Linked DNA regions of Mus musculus: region 1 is linked to region 2. The links are chromatin contacts, found by POLR2A ChIA-PET in ENCODE. All regions are on one chromosome and are shown on one strand. Each heading gives the region's core, a stretch centred on a gene start or an enhancer-like site at or near the end of the contact. The rest is flanking DNA. Distances are from core to core; before and after follow the strand shown. Region 1 holds the start of Lima1 (LIM domain and actin binding 1). Region 2 holds the start of Cox14 (cytochrome c oxidase assembly protein 14).

Region 1 (3,021 bases), core at 307-2,806, 150 kb after region 2:
GAAAGAAAGAAAGGAAGGAAGAAGAAAAGAAAGAAAGAAAGAAAGAAAGAAAGAAAGAAAGAAAGAAAGAAAGGACGAACGAACTTCTCTGGGCTGGCAAGATGGCTCAGAAGATGAAAACCTTTGCTGCACAAGACTAAGGACCAGAGTTTGATCCTCAAATCCTAAGTTAGAGAGAACCAACTCCTATAAGCTGCCCTCTGACCTCCACAAGCCTACCATAGCACGATGGCTGGTATTCATGCACACACATCACACAAATGGTAATTTTTAAAATATATATATATATATATATATATATATATATATATATATATATATATATATATATATATATATATATATATATATATATATATATATATATTGAAGGTCAGGGACAGTGGAGCACACCTTTAATCCTAACATTCAAGATGCAGAGGCAGCCATATTTCAGGCAGCCAAAGCTAGATAGCCAGCTCAAGGCTAGTCAGGGATTCTCTGAAGAAGCAGAAAGAGGAAGAGAAGAAGAAAAAGGAGGGAGAGGAGGAGGAGAAGACAACGACTGAGGAGGAGTTGTTCTTTCCTGCTAACTCTATAGCTTTTTGAAGGCTGTCTAAACATGATCACACTTGGTCGTCCATAGACTAACTGGACTAGGTATTTGTACCAGTAACTATGTAGATACAAAGTAGCCCACTCACCCACTTCCGTGCCAAGGATGATCTGCCCTCCAAAGGTCAACGTCTTAAAAACATAACCTCACAGTCTTCGGCTAACTTGCAAAGTCAACAGAACCATTTGGATTAGGCAGATTTTTGAGAGCTGGAATTAGTTGCAAGACAATAGCAGATCAGTATCTCTCACCAGGATCAGCTAAACTCATTGTTGTGAGCACCAATAAGAAGGCTAGGACGGGTGCCAGATGGTTCGCTCCTAGCACCCACGACTTCGAGCTCCAGTGTGTGTGGCCAGGGGTGTACAGTTACCTAATATTAACACCTACGGATGCGAGTGAGCAGTGGATCCCAGCTCAAGTACACCATAGCGATTTGGGAAGGACACAGCAAGTAGGAACTGTTCGGAAGGATGTTAAGTCTTAACCAGAGTTCATCTGGAGGAATGGACGGGAGAAAAATTGGAAAAGGAACGGCCGCGTGGAAGAAGGAAAGAGTGGCAGGATTACCTCCCTAAGAGGGTGTTTTAACTTTTGATGAAATGCCACTTTCCCTCCATCCCGTGCGAGACCAGGGGCCCAGGCAGCGAAGTCTCAGTCCCTTGGACTTCCCAGAAGGGAGGGCGGAGCATGGGAGGCTCCTCCAACGTGGACCCCAAGGGGTGAGCCTCCTGCTCCTGCTACCCACCGCCTCAAAATACGCGGGGAGAGTGCGGGGCTCAGCAGGGTCTCCGCGCGCATGCAGGCTGCGGAGGGCGAGGCGAGAGGAAGCGCTTACCTGACTAGAAAGCCGTCGGGGCTCGGCGCTGCACGGCCACGGTCCTGCGCTCTGTCTGCCCAGCGCACCTGTCGCAACTGGGCTGCAGCACCTTCAGCTCCGCGGCCCCGCCCCGGCCCCGCTCAGAGCCCCGCCCCCTGCCGCGGAGGCGCGCCCGTCTCCCGCCTCCCGCGCGGCCTTGGAGCGAACGTGCTCGCTCCCGGCGGCGTGTTCAACTCGTGACCGGAGCGTCGCCCTAGTAGCGGTGGTGTTGCAGGAGGCGTGGCTCCTGTGTCAGCCTCCAACTTGGTCGTGTCCCCTTTCTGGCTCACCCTATCTCTCTCTGACTAGAGATTGCAGCAGTTTGATCTGAGACTCACCCAGAAATCTGGTCTAAGTGCAACTTCAGGGAAGTTCCTGGTGCTGTCGGGGTAAGTTCTGTGGAAAGGTATTTTAAGAGAGGCCATGCCCTGTGCTGCAAAGAGCTGCCAAAGAGGCCTGGCTCAGACTACATTGGATCACTTCACCTCAGTGGACCTGAGTTTCCTCAGGAAAGGATAGGATTAGATAAGAGTAGGTGGTGTCCAAGTTCTCCAAGAGCTATGGGTTTTGTTTGTTTGGTTTTTGGTTTTTTGTTTTTTTCAACAACGGGTGGTTTTCCTTCATTTTCTTTTGAGACAGAGGAGGGTCATCACATGTAGCTGAGATTAGCCTGGAACTCACAGTGTAGCTGAAGTGATCTTTGAGCTGTTGGCTCACAAAACTGCCCGTAACTCCAGCACCTGGGGAACCTGATACCATTTTCTGGCGTCCGTGAGGAACTGCACACACATCACACACTCACACACATATACATACTAATAAGATTAAATAAAAGTCTTTTTTAAAAGAGGCTCTAAGAGAAGGGTAGTAGCACACACCCTAGAGTGGGCTTGCACTTCTCAACAGTGTCTGCAAGACCTGTTTCTGTTTCTGCACTAGGAATGTGAGGGTCTGAATAGATCATGAGGAGACATAGCATGTGGCCATCCAGCCCTCAGATTCTTGGCTCCACCACCATTCCTCTCTGCACGAAGCCTTTTGATAGTATCCTTTCCTGAGGTCTAGTGACATACCAAACGAAAGGAATTCTGAGGCTTTTCATGTGAGTGTTGATTAGTATCATAAGGGCCAGTGGTAGAAAGATTTGTTCAACTCCTAAAGCAGTCACTGGCAAAGGGCACAGGACATGTGGCCTTTATCCTGGCAACTGAGGTAGGATGGTTGCCTTGAGTCCCTGGATGTCCAGTGTTACAGAGTGAGAATAACCCAAAAGGAACAAAACAAGAAACCTACAAAAAGCTGTTGATGAACAAGTTTTAAGGAATTGAGCCATTCACCAAGGATAGAATATCATTCAAAAATCTAACCTAGACTGATTTCTGGATAAATGTACTAAAGAAGCAAATTAACTTTATTCGAAGATTAAAAGGGTTTTGTTTTTGTTTTTGTTTTTTTAAACGGGAAATCAGCAAACTTCTCTAACAGCTTGGGAAAGGAGCTTCATAAGCCGAACAAGGAAGTAATGATATTGGCTTTGCTTTATTTGATACGGTCACATGGCAGCTCC
Region 2 (3,338 bases), core at 806-3,305:
GTCAAGGGCTGCCGGTTGCTGCCTCACACACACTGGGAACCGGTCCCAAGTCCCATTAAGTGACTGAAGAAGCACTTCAGCCACAGGAAAGATGGGGCAAAGGCTGCCAAGGGAAGGGTCTGGATGCCTGAGCTGACACAGACCCCAGAGACCCTTTGGCCGACCTCTGCCAGGCCCCACACAACATCAACGATCTCACTGTTTGCTAACAAAATACAAAGCTCTCAAACAACCCCACTCTAACTTCTCCTAGCAACACTTGCTTCCTCAGAAGCCTCTACTTCCCCCTCCCCCAGGCTACTCTGGCACAAGAGTTGCTCTCCACAGGCATCTCTGGCCCTGGGGCGCTCCATTCTTCCCAGAGACTTCCTGGTTCCTGGAGCTTTGTCAGGGCCTCCCCACCCTGTGTGACCTTTCCCAGCTTTCCCTTGCCTGCACCCAGCTGCCAGCACCCTCTTTGGGGAGCAGGAATCTAATCTGCTGACAGAGCTACACTCTTTTCACAGCAGGCTCAGATGGCTCAGGCTCCCCTGACCTTCCTATTTGTCCACCTCCCCAGTCAGGAGCTCCGGCCCCGGCCAGCCCCTCCTACTGCTGACCTTTCTTCTCAGGGTCCTCCCCACAAGGCCGCTTCTCTCTGCAGTCACCACCAACTTCACGTCTAACAGAATGTAGGATTTATAGTTTATCGTCCTCAGGGCTGTCAGCCCATATTCTTGACTCTGCCCTTTCCTTTTGCCCAAGTCGTTCTCACCCAGCCTGGAAGGCCACCCGGCATCTGTAGGCTTAGAACTAAGGAGCAGCTCAAAGGTTCAGTAGGTTTCCACAAGGGTTGGTGGGTCCTAGTCCAAGGCCAGCTGTCCTCGGAACAGAACAAGGTCCTCGCGAGATCGGACCCACACACCTCAGGAGCTGGGGAACTCGAGGGAAGGACAATTGAAAACTGCCTGCCCTGGGGTGAGGGAGATCAGAGGGGGATGGGAGACTGCTTTGCACTGGCCCTGTTCCAAAGTTGGGTGGCAGCAAGAGAATGTCACAGATCAGCAGCCTGGAGCGCTAGCTATAAATAGCTGGAGGTTTCTCTCTCCACCAGGGGTCTCCATTTCCTGTGTGGCAGCAACTGGGACACCGTGGCTCTGGCCAGCTTGATATTAAACTAACACATTAAGGTGCCAGGTCCCTCTCTGCTCCTAGCCTTTAAGAATTCCGTCTTAGTGAAGGTCAGAGCTGTCGGGTAAGGGGAAGAGGGGGGGCCCTGTCATCGATCCCGACTGGGCTGGAACCCTCCCACGCATGACTCAATTCAGAGCTGTTCCCCGGGAGACTGGGGCGGGATGCAGACAGATTCCAACACCTTAACCTATGTTTGCTCAGTCAGTCAACTGTGAATCTGAGGTCTTCTGTCAGGCCACTTGTCTACCCAATAAAGTGTGGTTTTTCCAGAAACTGGAAGAGTTGGGGGAGTTTATGTGGCAGTGTGTGGGGTCATGTATCACTGCATGCATGTTTTACTCAATGTAAGACAAGAAGTGGAAAAAATCATCCTTGTTTAATAGCAGCCACACTCGGGCATCAATCGGCATTGGCGTCCACTCTGCTCACAGCCCCCACCTCCACCCCCCCACCCCACCCCCGTCCCCTTTTGTGCTTCGTATCCCCTCTTCCACCCAAGCTGTCAGCCAGTCTTCCCAGCGCTTCTTACAGGGTCTGTCACGTTGCCTGCCTACGAGGAGGTCGCGCACAAGGCAGAAATATTAGCGAGTCACCCTCCCATCCCCCGACTCACCCCCTACACCCATTCTGTGGCCTCACTAGTGCTGGTCCAGCTAAGGTCGGTTCCTCCGGATCACCCTGTAAAGGGCCGCTCCAGGCGGTAGGGGGCGCTAGGCCCATCGCTGGAGAATTCCGAGGATCTACCTAGCTACAGTTTACGTCACTGAACTTAGACTGCGGATTGGCTAATTCTGAGCTAAAATTTTTCCCGTTTTCCAAGGAGCGCTCTTGATGGACCAGAACCACACCCCCCAGAATTCAATGGGCCTTTCCGAGAGGAAGGCTAGACTGAGCGTGCGTAAGAGAGAGGTAGAAGCCGGAAGTTCAAGGCTGGCTCTCGCTTTAGTGGGCGAGTTTTCGCAGGGGGTGTCGGGTCCGGAGCGGGGCTGAGCACCAGTGGCTGAGGAGCTGCGCGTTGGTGACTGCCTCTTCCTGCCCTGCGGCGGCCGCGCGACTCTGCGAGTGGCAGACTGAGCAGGCATCGCTCTGACGCGGCCGAGTTGCAGCCTCCAGGTAGGCCGCGGGCCGGACGGCCAAGCGCACTCGCCCTCCCCCCACGCTCTCCTGCTCGGCGCACCGCGCCCCCTGCTCCCCGTGTCGCCGCTTTTCACGCTGTTCCCCTGCTCCCCGTTCCGAGTCCCTGCTGTCCCCTGTGCCCCGCACCGCGCTCCCCTCCGCTCCCCTGTGTCCCGCACCGCGCGTCCTCGGCCTGTGCCCTTGAGAGCGCGCGGCTCCTAGTCCCTGCGCTGTGCTAGCCCCTGCTGGCTCCCCGGCTGTCATAGTCCGACCGCCTTCCTGGTGTGACTGCGGCCTGGCTGTCCTCCCTTCTGAAACTGCTCGCCTCAACCCCAAAGCTCCTCACGGTCCCTCAAAGCCACTTATTTCTCTGAGGTCCTCACCACCTTCTCTGATCCTACAGAATATGGGGTTCATAGCTTACCTTTCTGGGCTCCGTTAGTCAGAAGTTGTTTTCTGCGGACACCAAGTCTCTCCAAAGAGGGCTAAATGACAGAAGCTGGGGTGGTTTTAGGGCTTTGATCCTTATTTGTTTTGTAAAGGATGCCCATCAGATGAAAACCTTCTGCCAGTCTCAAGAGTTTCTTTTATTTCCAAAGTTAATCCTTGTATCTGGGCTTCTAACTTCAGGGTTTTATTGTTTGTTTTTGAGGTTATCTCGGATTTGCTTCTTTTTGTTTCACACCCCCCCCCCGTTTTTTTGTTTTTTGTTTTTGACAGGGTCTCATGTCCACATCCTGAGTGCTGGGATTTCCAGCATATACCACATGCTCTGTTTAATGCAGTTCTGGGGACTGAACCTCTGGCTTTGTGCCTGCTACACTGAGTTACATCCCACTTTAAATCATACTCAAATCTTCTCTATCAGTGAACAAGGTGAAATTAGCTTTTCACCAGGGCGAAGTGACTCTGGCACTCTACAGGCAGGATCCCCCAGACACACACATCCTCAAGTCTATCTTCAGGTCCTCTCTCGGGAGAATTTCACTACCACAATAAGTAGCCTGATTAAAATATGGTTCTGAGGCTGGAGAGATGGCTCAGCAGTT

What was found. ChIA-PET counts read pairs that join two places held with the same protein, here RNA polymerase II (POLR2A).
Region 1: POLR2A ChIA-PET joins it to region 2 with 49 read pairs in embryonic stem cell. The contact joins the promoter of Lima1 here to the promoter of Cox14 in region 2. POLR2A ChIA-PET finds 5 or more read pairs at or near these places in 5 of 5 experiments (Patski and embryonic stem cell).

The regions. Positions count from the first base shown.
Region 1 is chr15:99,873,900-99,876,920 of GRCm38, forward strand. It overlaps Lima1 (LIM domain and actin binding 1), which reads right to left and starts at 1,557. Exons shown (of 11, transcript NM_001113545.1): 1 at 1,434-1,557.
Region 2 is chr15:99,723,563-99,726,900 of GRCm38, forward strand. It overlaps Cox14 (cytochrome c oxidase assembly protein 14), which reads left to right and starts at 2,056. Exons shown (of 2, transcript NM_183256.3): 1 at 2,056-2,286. It overlaps Gpd1 (glycerol-3-phosphate dehydrogenase 1 (soluble)), which reads left to right. Exons shown (of 8, transcript NM_010271.3): 8 at 1-1,452. Gm16537 (predicted gene 16537) reads right to left here and starts at 912. Exons shown (of 3, transcript NR_155353.1): 1 at 755-912.